3 separate regions of the Homo sapiens genome follow, and all the other regions are linked to region 1. A link is a contact called in ENCODE Hi-C or POLR2A ChIA-PET data. All regions are on one chromosome and are shown on one strand. Each heading gives the region's core, a stretch centred on a gene start or an enhancer-like site at or near the end of the contact. The rest is flanking DNA. Distances are from core to core; before and after follow the strand shown. Region 1 has its middle 500 kb from the start of SPATA31D1. Region 2 overlaps LOC107987087 (a long non-coding RNA gene). Region 3 overlaps LOC107987087 (a long non-coding RNA gene).

Region 1 (4,507 bases), core at 560-3,059:
TCCTGACCTCAAGAGATCCACCTGCCTCGGCCTTCCAAAGTGCTAGGATTACAGGTGTGAGCCACCGGGCCCGGCCACAACCCACTTTTAGATAGAATATGCTGTTTGCCAAAGTGACTAGCATCTCATTACATCTCTTATCTGTCCCCCTTTCCTGAGAACATTCTGATGCTACATGGAAATAAGATAATGGAACATTGCTATTAGGAGGGGTCATACAATGAAAAAAGGATTGCCAGAAGAATAAAACTGTTTATTTTTTTTTCTAATTGAAAAACCCAAGTGACCTCATTCCCTAGGGATGTCTTTTAGCGAACTAGGAACATATTTTGAAACCATATCCCAGCTGGGAAAAAAAGAAACAACAGTAGAGTGAATGAGGGTAAGGTTTCTGGATTTCACAAGAAACAATAGAGTCAAATCAATCAGCAAAAACTCTTCTTGCAAGGAGAATAGCTCAATTAAGGAGAATGGAATGAAGGAGCCTGGGGGGACTCGTTTGCTCATCATTAGCTCACGTGAAGTTCTTGGCACTCTGCTGCCTTTTTCTTTAGTTTCAGCCACAACTTCAGTGCATAACTATTTAAAGGTATCTGTGTGTTGGAGAGCTCTGCTCACTCCAGCGGTGCTATATGGGAATTAGGGAAGCTGGCACAGTGGTTTTGTGGTTATGACTGAGACCAATTAAAGCAATGAAGGTGATGTCTTGCCTCTGATTTATTGCTTCCTAAAAGGTGTAATACAGAATGCATCCCTGTGCTCCTAATCCTTGCTGCTAGAAGGAGGACTGGAAAGAAAAAGAGTAAGGTAAAAAATTGTCTTAAGTTTTTCAGTTTCTTGAAAAAGTGTGTGTGTGTATGTGTGTTGCCCATTTATTTGGAACTTTACAATTCATTCTAGAATCTTTGTTAAAAGTGTGTGTAAAGACACAGGTTGGTAAAATTGGCCTCTCAACTTAATTCAACAAATTCCTACGGCATGTGCTTGTATTCTCCTAGGCAGTTGGATGTATTAGGAATGAGCGTCATTGCCAACAGCTTGAACAATAACCTGGCATAACATCATGTATCTGCTGGACTAGCTGAAATCCAAGTGACACAAAGGAAACTAGGCTGAAGTATGGGACTTGCTATACAAAAATAAATTCTGTTGAAGGAAAACAAAAGCGAAACATTAAGACCTTCAGAACAGCCAGTATTTCTATGGGGACAGGGTAAAAATCTCAACTTATTAGTCGAAAGAATTTTTCCCCTGGCAGGAAGGAAATGGCCTGCTCTCCTGTTGTGTGAGGCATACAATGAGCTGAGTGGGAAAAGCATGGGATCTTTGTCATGAGTTACACTAACCAACCTCAATCAAATTAGGAAACCACAAATGAGAGGAATTAACTTCTAAGTGAGAGGGTCATCCCTTTATATAAAGGAATGATCTCTTATGCTAACTAAAGGTCTTGGTTTGGAAGACTCATTCAAACAGAAAGTACAGCCTGCCCTGTGGGTACTGTTTCGACTGACTGATTTAAATGCAGTCATAGAAGTACAATGTCATAACTTTCCCTCTAGACAAACAGGTTCTTTATGCCACTGTTTCAGTCGAGGGAGTCAAATAATACCTTTTTTATTGCAGTATTTTTAGACATTGGATACATCTGGAAAAATATTCAAGCAGATAATTAGATTGCATTAGCAATGTGTCTGTTGTGGTTTCCCTGATCCCAGAGAAGGCAGCCCTTTATGAAGCACTTGGCCACAGTATCCACGAAATCTACTGTGTAAATTGGCCCACACTAAAGCATGTGGAAAACATTTTTTGGCTGAAACTCGAAACCATTCATGTGGCTTTGAGACTGGGAAGCTTGGGCTGCCAACATCAATAGAACTTTGTACTACAAACCCAAATGGTCATTTAGACATGTGTACTTCTCTGCTCACAAATGCACTGAGGTCAAATATTTTTTAATCTTGGGAATTTTTTCTCTTTATACAGCCTCATATTTCATGCAGGAAATGAGACTGAGTACAACAAACACAAATCATTGAGACTGACAGAGCATATTGGGTTCAAAACCCAAGCCTTGACTCTAATTGCTCTCCAAAGGCCCCTGGCTCAAGGTAACTGTTGATTTAGTTCAGCTGTTTTCAATCAGCACTGTAAGGTCTCACTAAGACAAACTGGTGAGGCCGCGTTACATTTGTACCCGGGGATCCCTTGAGTGTAAGTATAACACAGTTAGCATTTTAAAAATTGCATTTGTCTGTACGCTGCAGGCAGTAATTACAAGCAGGCAAATCTTTTGTGAAAGATGCTGTAACCTTCCTTCTAGTGAAAGAGTGATGATGGCTTCTACAGGAGGAAAAATAATGTTTCCATTCAGAGTTCAGAGAGGAGGCCCGCCTCTTTTCAAATGGTTGCCAAACTTGACAGCCAGTTTGTTGTTATATTTTGGTGAATATCAGAGTAACTTATTGCTTGAGGGAGCCAATTTCTTGGTATTACTTAACTGTTGAAGGATTTTAGAAAGCATACTATTCTGAACTCCCAGAGAAGTGATTGCTACCTTCTTAGTTTTTCTACGCAGCCTACAAGTCATAGTAAAAAGTTTAAAGATCTGAATATGTATATTTTTGTTTGGAATAATGTTCTCAATGTGTTGTTGACTTTGAAGTTGCAGAGTGGACTTTAAAATGAATATATTGGATTATCTGGATATGGGCTTGAATTTGCATATGGGAATCAAACGTAAAAGTCTGCTCTAGATTAAAAGGCTGAGATTAAGGACAGACTATGTGCTAATAGTGCCCAGGAGAGCTCAGTTCCATATGCAGTTAACAGCCTCCCAAGGACAGACAGGCTGCTGGGAGACCACAGAATTTTTGTTTCAATAAGTTTGTTGTTACAATTTCATACCTTCATTCTCTGTCTGCACACACACACACACAGACACACACACACATATACACACAGATTCTCCAACACCTGGAAAAGTGTTAGGGACATAGTAGGTGCTAAATAAATATTTGCAACTGACTGACTTTGATGGAACAAATGTTTTATATATATATATATATATATATATATATATATATATATATATATATATATACATATTTAATGGTACCTTACTTCGAGAAGACTAAACATATACTTTTATTTTGTAAATCATATTAATTGTCCAAAGAGTCTTAACTTTTCAATAAAAGCTATTCAATTAAATATTGGCTCATCCAGTTAATTAAAACCAATTTGAAAATTCATTTTACATTCAATTTTTCCTGACTATTCTTGGGAGAAAGAAGCATTTGTGTGCATCTTTAGACATATGAGTGCATGTGTTTATGCCTACGATAATGTGTAAATTTATTTATCTAGGGGCATTTTATATCCATTACCTTTTACAAAGTTCAAATGGTTCCTCCAAGTGCATATGTATATGTAGTTATGTGTATACATCTATATACACATGGACACTCCTACACATAAACACATGTGTGCATGCATGTGTATATGGATGTAGTCACTTTCCAACAATCACTTTCTATTATAAGTTCTCTTCTGTGGCTATCAAGTCTTACAGAATTCTGTTACTCAATGAAACAAATACCCCCTATAGTTAAGCATGCTTTTTTTATAAGCAGGAAACTTTTAAGAAGTTACATTGAACTCCTATAACCATAAGAGTAATAAATATCAGCTTCAATTAAATTAATTTGTCCAAAAACATTTTTCACAATTTCCAAATATACATAAACCAGGATGAATATTTCACATTGAGAGAAGCTGGCACATTGAAATATATTTATACCTTTCCTAGGTAAGAAATCATAATAACCCTTCGTGTATGATGACTTGAACAATGTCAGTAAACTGGCTGGAAGTAAATTGGCTGGAAATCACATAAGTAACTTGGCTCTCAAAGAAAGCTCCTGAAAGGAGTGGTTGCTAGGTAAATTGTAGAAGCCGTTACCGTTTTCTCTAATGCATCCAAAATGTCTGAAGGTGACTGTAGAACTCTTACCTACATTGCTTTCAGGAGCAGCAATTATGGAAAGCACATCTAAAAGCATTCTTTCAAGTGTGGAGTCATGGGATCTTGTATTCAGAGAAAAAAATTAGGAATAGAGGCTTTCTACCCGCTAAACATTGAATTAATACTCAAGCAGGTGTGGGTTTAAGTTCTTTTGTTGTCACTAACCAGCTGTAGAACCTTGAGCAAATAATTTACTTCTCTGGTATTATAATACATATTAAATGAGATAACATGCACAAGCCTTTATGGAATTAATATGGACTATAGGAAGCACTTAATGTATTTCCCAGATTCTATGATACTCATTTATCTTGTTTTAATACTTATGAAAGGAGGAGGTACCTTACAATTGACATTGTTTTTTACTTTCCCTGAAAAATGATTAAGTTAATAAATCCTACAATTGTGGAAGTGTGTCCTATTGATTCTATTCCCTTCCTTCTTTTCACTCCCTCCACCCTCACCCTTGCCACCATCAAC
Region 2 (4,507 bases), core at 1,190-3,689, 120 kb before region 1:
AGAGGGATTTCCAAACTATGCACCTTCAATGGAAACACTAGAAACAGTATCTTCCCATCCAAATTTCAAATACTTAGAGACCACTGGTCCTTTTAAACTGCAGTCACAAAAAGCAGAAGATGGTATTAAATGTGGCCAGGATATATAAACTTAAGTTAGGCTCAAGCAGAAAAATGAAAGGCAGATTCGAGTTTCATGAGAAATATGGATACTGGATTCTCACATAAAATGAAAGACATTTTTAGCCTTCTCAGCTCTAGAGAAGAACTCCTTCCTTTCTGGGTAAAAATTCTAACTGCCATGGAGTGCAGTTTCCACTTCCAGCAAATGGGGTTCTGCTTATAAGACAAAGTTTAAGAGCTCACTCCTGAGCCAGGGGGCAGGGTTCTATCTACTCATTGTCATTAAGGTCCCACCTAACCTTCAGTGACTGGAAGGCTTTCAGAGCTGGGCCACCACAAGCTCCTTGCTCTTGATGATCTCTAGATTCGGGGTGCATCTCCCACCTTGCCCAAGCAAACTCAAGCTTCATTTGGCAGTTTGCTGCTTTTGTTAAAGAGCAAGCTCACTGAGGAGCAAGACGTTGGAACTCAAATTCTGGTCTCTAGATGGCAGTCTAGCCCTGCTAAATCTGACTACTCCCCTATCCTGGGTGAATTGCAGAAGCTACCGCTAAAAATAAAACCTAACCCAGGAAAATCTATAGAGGGGGCATAACAAGATTCAGATATTAATTTTTGGTTGATGGCAAGTTAATGATTGGGCTTAAGCACCAGGTTGGAAACACATGTCTATGAACATGCTAAAAATGCTGTTTGGCAGTCCTTCTAATTTGACTGCATACAATTCAAGAGCGATGAATATGAACAGCTCTACCATGGAATGAGCTCCTCGTCTGAAATGTTGCCTAATACCAGAAAGGCAAGAATGTGGCCATCACCAAATTACTAGGGCCTTTTTATGCATTGTCTATTTACATACAAAATATTTAGTCAATAAAATCTAGATGGGATAGTGAGTTTCATAAAGAACATTCACGATGTCCTGAAAATTTTCAGCAAAATGGAATGGCTGTTGGCATTGATAATGAAAGAAACCTTTTGACTGACTCATCTTTCAAATAGTTGTATTCACCTTGTGTGGATGAAGCACATGAGTTCAGTGTTGAGTTTGAGCTGGTGCTTAGCTAAACATTGTAAAATCTTGATCTGGAAGAGACCTTAAGGGTCATTTCTGTCCAACTTTTTACTGTACAGATAGAAAAGCCAAGCTCCAGACACCACGCAAGACCTGAAGACTTGGCAGCTGAGCAGACTTCCAACTGACTCCAAGAGGAGATTTGGACTTGGAATAGTGTGCACTTGGTCTTGTGTGCACAGTTTACTTCCAGTCATATGTAACTGTTATGTGTCAAAACAGCTCTCTATTAAGTGCAAATTGTAATGATACATCCAAAAGCTATTTCCATTTAGTTTGTTCATTTAAAATATGCTCTTGAAATTAAAAATAAAATACAGAACCTAGGCTATATTAGAATATCTTCTGAGTGTATCTTCTGAGTGTGAGAAGGCTTGGCTAGATGCATTAGTAAGAGCTCAGATAGGAACCTGTGTGGTGCTGCAGAAAAGACAGTGGAATGAGGGGACCAGAGACCATTGTGTAACTTTGCTGTGGGGCTGCTGGAGCACATCACTTTGCCTCAATATTCTCACCTGTAAAATGGTGATAATAAGGTTGTCCCTGCCTGCTTTGTAAAATAGCTGTAATGATCAAAGTACAAGAAGGGAGTAAAGGTACTTTGTGGAGAGCTGTACAAACAGACAGTGTAGTTTTTAACATCCCAAATAAGGAAATTTGGACCCCAAAATAAAGTATAGTAAAAAATATATAAACTGTTTTTTAATCTTTAAAAAAAATTGTCTAAGTGGAAAAAGACCACTTCTCCAATTGTATTTCATTTATATAAAATATCAAGAATAGGAAAATCCCTACAGACAGAAAGCAGATTGGTGGTTGTTACAGGTTGGGGAAGGCAGGGAGAGGAGTGAATGCTTACGTGTATGAGGTTTCCTTTTGGTGTGATGAAATTCTTTTGTAGCTAAATAAATGCAGTGGTTGTTCAACATTGTGTGTGTATTAAATGCCACTGAATTGTTCGCTTTAAAATGATTAATTTTATGTTATGTAAATAAAAATTCAAGAGGCTTGTGTGTATACATATACATATGACTTGGCTGGAGGGAGGAGTGGTCCCAGGAGTGTTTGTACAGATGATTTTATAAGTGTAATCTCAGACTCACAGGCTCCTTTATAAAAATGTGTTTCTGAAGTTTACTTTCAGTTGCTGTTAGTGTTTGCTTATCTCTATGAAACTAAGCCCAGTGGATTCTGTCCACACCAGGCCACTGGGTAATGTCCAAGGATAACATGTGCTGTGAACTCCACAGATGCTGAGACAAATGCCCTTTGGCTTCTTGGGTCCTCTGACCCTACTAACCAGTTGCTATGAGAGTTGTTTAAGACACGAGATTTAGGGGAGGAAAGCACCACTTCACTGGTCCTCTTCAGTCCAGTCTTGACAATTTACCACTGCTAGAAATTAGACTGCTGCTTGAAATAGTTTCAGATGCTGACATTTTTCCCCATAGTTGGCAAATCTTGGCTTTTGTGTGTTTAAATTTCCTCTGTGGACCTCTTCTCTGAGCTTCAAAGAGAATTGCTGTTTCATGGTATCAATTTTCTCACTGTAGGACATTGCCTTCTGATCTTTGCAAGGGTCCTGCTTCTATTCCAAACTGATGGGGGTATTTACAAAGGCTGTCAATTAATATCAAGAGTATTTTTGGACTTCATTTATCATACAAATATTGAGAAGTGAATATTAGTCACCAACATGTTTCTATATGTATATGAATAATGGGATATTACATACACAATTTGAGGTGCAAAAATTTCACAGAATGACTTACTTGATATTTTCCATGAATCATTTGTTAGACTGAAAAATAGATTTTATTTTGTTAGACAAAATAAAAACAAAACAAAAAATACCCCAAATCTAGCTTCTATTAGATATCATAGAATCGCAGAATATCAGTGCTGCAATGGACTTTTCTATGCATCCATCCAGCCAATTAGGTGATGTTGAATATATCTCAGTAAGGCCTATCAGATTGTTTGCTCTAAGCTTGATGAGGAGTATTTGAGCATTAGAAAGTTCTTCCCTAAATTGAGCCACATTTTATCACCCTATGACTTCTATTACCTAGTCTTGAATATATTACTTGGAGACATTCAGGATAAGTCAAATGTGTCTACCACATGATAGATTTTAAATTATAAAAAGCAATGTTTTCCTTTTTATTTAGGCTAAACATACATAGTTCTTTCAACTGACTCTATTTGCAAAGCTTGAAATTCCTTCATTGTCTTGTCATTAACCCCTGTACAGACTTATGTTTACTCATGTCTCCATGATAATCTGATAACCAGAATAGAATACTGTACATGAAGTATATATAAAGTATACAATGGAGAGGTTAGGATCATCTTTGTAGACTGTATAGTTTTTTGAAGGCAACCAAGTTAATATTTAATGTTTAATATAATTGTGTCTTTGTGTCAGTTATGGGAAAATTTTAATTATTGAATGTGACTGCCAAGGTTGAAGTTTGGGAAATCTAGAGACGTTTTAAAAATAACAACCCATAGCTTAAAAGAATATCAGGAGAGGGAATAAGAGAACTTACGATCATGGAGCCCCTACAGTGCACCTGCTAATGGGGTTGGCATTTTCTACATTTTTGGGGTAGGGGTTAAGATTTACTTGGACCTTAAACTTGAGCTCAGAGAACACCTCCTCTGTGAGGCAGTCCCTGATTATCTCTTCCTGCTTATAATACCTCATACAGGCCTCTTCTATTGAACTGTTCACCCTACATATAATTATTGTTTACATGCCCACTTTCTCCACTAAACTCCTTTACAAGCTCCTTTACAGCACCTGATGTATAACTGGACTCTCATGTGTATTGAATGAATTAATACATGTTAGTCTTTCATTAGTACATCCCAAGTGGCTATTAATTAAGAGGAGGAATCATGTTATCAACTGGAATTCCCTTAGCAAAGCCTTAGATGATCACAGCTTTAAAATGTGTAGTTTTACTCATATATTAGTTCACTGCTCTCATTAAAGACATGCAACATTTTATTTGATAATCCAAAGATAATTTGTTCATAAAAATCATATTTTAGCTTCATTTTTTAAAAAGCTAACAATTGTTTATATCTTTATTTCAAAATTAGATTTGGAATCTGTATATAAATATACATATAGGCTCTGATATGGTTTGGCTGTGTCCCCACCCGAATCTCATCTTGGGAAGCCCCTCGCATTTGGTTCTCATTCTGTCTTGCCTGCTGCCATGTAAGACATACCTTTCACCTTCCACCATGATTGGGAGGCCTTCCCAGCGACGTGGAACTGTGACTCCATTAAACCTCA
Region 3 (4,507 bases), core at 699-3,198, 72 kb before region 1:
GTAGCACTTATATAGGCAAAAGGGGATGCTTTCCAATGCTGGTATTGATTTCCATGTATAACTCCCTCCTCACAGAATCCTTTTCTCATTGCAGCCAGCGTAAAAGCAATCATTCTCTTTATGATCGCTCCTTCAAGTCAGACTCCAAGCCACTCGTAAAAGAAAGAAAAAAGCCTGGAAGGAGAGGCCTGCAGCAAAGTGAGGTGTCTCCTTTTATGAGCAGTGCCCTGGGATAGCTCCAAACCCAAAAGCTAAGTGCCCTGAAGACAGGTGAGACGTGGTGAATGCAGCAATAAGGGGAACTTTCTGCAAAATCCATTAAGGGTGTGTTAGGGGGAATGGATTTTTCTGTAGCTGAGCCTGGAATGGAATAAATGGAAGCACCTCACCTATCTGGCTCTCACTTCTCCTTCTCTCTCTCTTTCTCTTGCTCTCACTTCTCCCTCTCTCTCTCTCTCTCTTTCTCTCTGTCTCTCTCTCTCTATATATATACACACACACAGCTCAGGTTGCCCCATTTTTCTCCCCACCCAGACTCTATTCTACACCTCAAGGGCCCATGTCTTCATGCCTATGGACACCCCAGCCCTTTTGTCCAAGTTCATTCCCAAACCCCTCACCCTCTCAACTGTCAACCACCATCAGGGCAACCCTTGAGCCTGGGGATGTGCACTCACTCCCACAGCCTGGTATATCCTGTGGGATGCCCAGGCCCTGGAAGCAGGCCTATGTTTTTAGGGCTGAGAATTTCTAGCTCCTGGAATGCTCAGAGAATGATCTAGAAAGAACTACACCATGCAATCCAGTAGCCACTAGGCAGACAGTTATTGAGCTCTTGAAATGCAGCTGATCTGAACTGAGATGTGCTGTTAGTGTAAAATATACACTGGAATTTGAAGACTTAGTACCAAAAAGAAAAGAAAAAAAATGTGAAATATCTCAATTTTCATATTGATTTCATTATAAAATTATGTTGGATAGGTTGTTAAACTTAAATTCATTAGCTTCCTTTTGCTTTTTTTTTTTTTTTTAAGACAGTCTCGCTCAGTCGCCCAGGCTGGAGTGCAGTGGTGTGATCTCAGCTCATTGCAAGCTCCACCTCCCAGGTTCATGCCATTCTCCTGCCTCAGCTTCCCGCCATTCTCCTGCCTCAGCTTTCCGAGTAGCTGGGACTACAGGCGCTTGCCACCATGCCCGGCTAATTTTTTTGTATTTTTAGTAGAGATGGGGTTTCACCGTGTTAGCCAGGATGGTCTCGATCTCCTGACCTCGTGATCTGCCCACCTCGGCCTCCCAAAGTGCTGGGATTACAGGCATGAGCCACTGCACCCGGCCTCCTTTTGCTTTTTTCATGGCTACTAGAAAATTTCAAGTCACATGTGGCTCACATTAAGTTTGTATTGGACAGAGCTGGTCTAGACCAGTGGTTCTCAAAGTGTGTTCCCCAAACCCACAGCATCAGCATTACCTAGGAACTTGTAAAAATGCAGATTCTTAGGCCCACCCCCTACTTCCTGAATCAGAGCTCTGTGCCCAGCCATCAGCTTTTGATCAAGCCTCCCAGGTGATGATGATGCGAACCTTTCGTCTAGAAGCAGGAGAGTGCAGCTAGATGCAGAGAATTGCAGGGAAAGAACCAGAGCAAGATCCTTGGAAGACTCAGCGCCGCTGCCCCCCACCCCAAGTTCCACCCCAAGGGCAGTTCTAGTTCTGCCCTTAGCCCTCCTCGAAGGGCCTGCCTGGGGTTGTTCTCCTACATACAAGGAGATGTATTTATTCAAGGGGTTCAGTCACCTCACTAAACAAAATCACTCGCTTAGGCCGGCAAATATTGACTCAAGCTGTTACGCTTTTATGTATTTCAGCAACTCCCAATTTCGAGGGCTCAGCAAGCAAACAAGAACAGGTACAGGAAGTGATTGTGGTGTTTGGGCCCCTGTCTGTTTTTGTGCAGCTGATGCCTGTTGGCCACTGTGTGATGCTGGTTACTAATGACCTTGTAAAGGAGCACTCTGCAGTTGATAAGCCAAAGGCTTTAATAGAATACAAATGCATTTTACATTTCCACTTGAAGAGTTTATTTTAATTGTGTTTTGAAATATACTCTACCCTAAAGGCCCCTCTTTACCCAGCAATGTACATCCTCAAAATAAAACCCTGCAAAGAATGGAATGCATAATGGGGTGCCATGTAATGGGCAGTTTTGCCCTCAGTTTAAGGAGGGCTGCTGGCATTCTTCTGCATATATTTAAATAGGTCTCTGCAGCTTAGGAGGGAGGAAAGGAGCTGTGCACTCATCATGTGTGGTTGTAAAGAATTGGAGTGTCGGAAATTCCTTATAGCCTTTTGTGTTTTCTTTAAGTAGCCTCTTGGTTCTATCTTAATGATGGGAACAAAAAGTTTTTTAGAATTTCTGATGTTAGCTGGAATGCTGGGGGTCATACCCAGAGGTATGAGACTTCAGCATGCACAGGTTGGGAAATGGATGGGAGAGGCCTGGGGGACGGGTCTGGCAGCCTGGGAATTGCAGAATTGCAGGAAAGAGAAGAAAGAACAGATAAGGCAGAGGAAAGCTGGGATTCCCAAAGCCCCTCCTCCATTTCTTCCTTTCTAAATCCTGCTCCCTTATTTGCTCGTACACACCATTTTCTCTCCTCTCCCCCCTCTTTTCATTCTTCTTCATTTTCTTTTCCTCGTCCTTTCTCTTTCTTCATCCCTCCTTTTCCCCTTCTGAAATAAGGTGGAGAAGAGAACCACTGAAAGGAAGAAGGAAGGGAATTGACCCCCTAAATAAATCAAGTGCAGTATTTACCCCTACTTCAGGCACATGTACTTGCATACACTTCCTTATATATCACACATAAGCATTCGCAGGAGGTAATGAATGCACACACACGTGAGATACGTAAGAAAGGTTCTTTAGCTCTAAATCTAGAGCAAAATACCAAAGAACAATGTTGCCAAAGTGACACTGACCCTGAAACCATTCAAAGATTGGTGCTTTGGGCTTTCCTGTTTAAAGTAATCACGTGGGGATGACTAACTCAGGGAACAGAAGGCACCCAGTAAGCTCCCATAAATATTAGCATTATGGCTGCTTCTGTGGCGAAGACTTGCAAATGGAAGGCATTCTGTGGTTAGAAGATCCACTTTACTTTTTTTCTGTCATTTAGACCTCAGTGATGTGGTCAAAGCAGCAAAATTGTAATTAACCCAGTGCTTATTTTCAGTCAAGTTATTTTTTTAAATTAGAAAGTAGATAATTTACATAGGATGCACCCCTTAGTAAGTTAATATTGAGAGCTCTTAGAAACCATTTTTCTCTCTCTCTCCCTGCCCTGCCTCCTTCTTTCTCTGTGACTTTTTCTTCCTTGACATTTCAGATAAAACTCGGTGATGAAACAAAGTTCAGTTCACTGACCAGCTAATCCGTTGCCTAGGGATGACCTGTGATTTTGTTACTGAGAGCACGTGCTAGTGCCAGAGCTCCAACAGGAAACTCGTTCCAAGCCACTGCCCCATTGATTTGCCCTGACTTTAGATAGCTGTCTGTGTTTTCTCAATGCATGGTTTTGGAGGGTCCTGGGGTCCTAAGGCCCAAATGGATTAAACTCTGGGATGCTGAACTAAACATTCTGGGTTTAAGTCTCATCTGGGGTAGAAACACACTTTTCCAGTGGAACTGAGCCTTAGGACAATTCTTTAGCTCCAGATGCTTCTATGTGAGGGAATTAGAAACAACACATTAAGTGTGATGGTGAGATTCTTAAGTTAAGTGGATATGGATGCAGGAATTTTCCCTTCTCACTGTGATAGTCACAGACAAAAAAATAATTTGAGGCAGAACTGACTCAGTCATAAATATAAGCCAAAAAACATATCCACATGATGGTTCACTGTTACAGCCAAGTTCCTCAAAGTGTCATCCTTAGGCTTGTGAAACATGGAAATTCTCAGGCCCCATCCTGAGTTATTGAATCAGAATCTCCAGGGTGGGACCCATCAATTGAGGGTTAAAGTCTGAAAGACATGGCTCTGAGCGAAGAGCCAGAAATTAATATTTTGTTGTTGTTGATGCCTTTTTCCTCCTAGAATTATGTATTTTTTTCCTCAAAGTGAAAAGGATTTTATTTTGTTTCATTTAATTATAAAATCATTTATGTTAATTGTAAAAAAGTTCTGATAAAGGAAAGTTTAGATAAGTTAAAAATCACCAGCAATCCCACTAGAGATAACTATTTATCAACACTTTCATTTTTATTTATTGTATGTGAACAAACACAACTCTGTGAGCAGAGGTGCTGCTTTCATAGAACCATAAGATATTAATGTCATGAGGGAAACTGGAGATTATGTAGGCCCCACCCCCTCACATATATCCAAGAAAACATATATCCTCACATATATCCAAGAAATCCAAGAGTAATTAGCTCTTCATTTATGTTGGGGCACAGGTCCTCCTAGTGCCCCGGCATAAATTAACCTAATAGATGGCCCTACCAGTCTC

What was found. A loop is a pair of places that touch in the nucleus more often than their neighbours do. ChIA-PET counts read pairs that join two places held with the same protein, here RNA polymerase II (POLR2A). Pooled maps may share reads with other maps.
Region 2: a loop to region 1 is called in a map of HepG2, with 4 times the contacts of the local background. The contact joins two enhancer-like sites. A Hi-C loop is called at or near these places in 4 of 168 maps with a recorded cell type or tissue (HepG2, heart left ventricle, heart right ventricle and 1 more) and 7 of 50 pooled maps.
Region 3: a map of heart right ventricle shows a loop between it and region 1 (2.0-fold over the local background). The contact joins two enhancer-like sites. A Hi-C loop is called at or near these places in 3 of 168 maps with a recorded cell type or tissue (heart left ventricle and heart right ventricle) and 7 of 50 pooled maps. POLR2A ChIA-PET finds 5 or more read pairs at or near these places in 1 of 52 experiments (PC-9).

What each region holds. Positions count from the first base shown.
Region 1 is chr9:82,486,258-82,490,764 of GRCh38, reverse strand. No RefSeq gene overlaps it. Among named protein-coding and RNA genes, the nearest start is that of SPATA31D1, 500 kb to the right of the region's middle. Within about 2 kb of position 1,809, at least 9 of the 41 ENCODE cell types and tissues checked have a DNase peak (open chromatin) inside an H3K27ac peak, as active enhancers do.
Region 2 is chr9:82,603,048-82,607,554 of GRCh38, reverse strand. All of the region lies in intron 2 of LOC107987087 (a long non-coding RNA gene), which reads right to left. Among named protein-coding and RNA genes, the nearest start is that of RASEF, 460 kb to the left of the region's middle. Within about 2 kb of position 2,439, at least 4 of the 41 ENCODE cell types and tissues checked have a DNase peak (open chromatin) inside an H3K27ac peak, as active enhancers do.
Region 3 is chr9:82,557,957-82,562,463 of GRCh38, reverse strand. The region is part of intron 2 of LOC107987087 (a long non-coding RNA gene); the gene reads right to left. It overlaps LOC105376110 (a long non-coding RNA gene), which reads left to right. Exons shown (of 5, transcript XR_001746780.2): 3 at 95-270. Among named protein-coding and RNA genes, the nearest start is that of RASEF, 500 kb to the left of the region's middle. Within about 2 kb of position 1,948, at least 3 of the 41 ENCODE cell types and tissues checked have a DNase peak (open chromatin) inside an H3K27ac peak, as active enhancers do.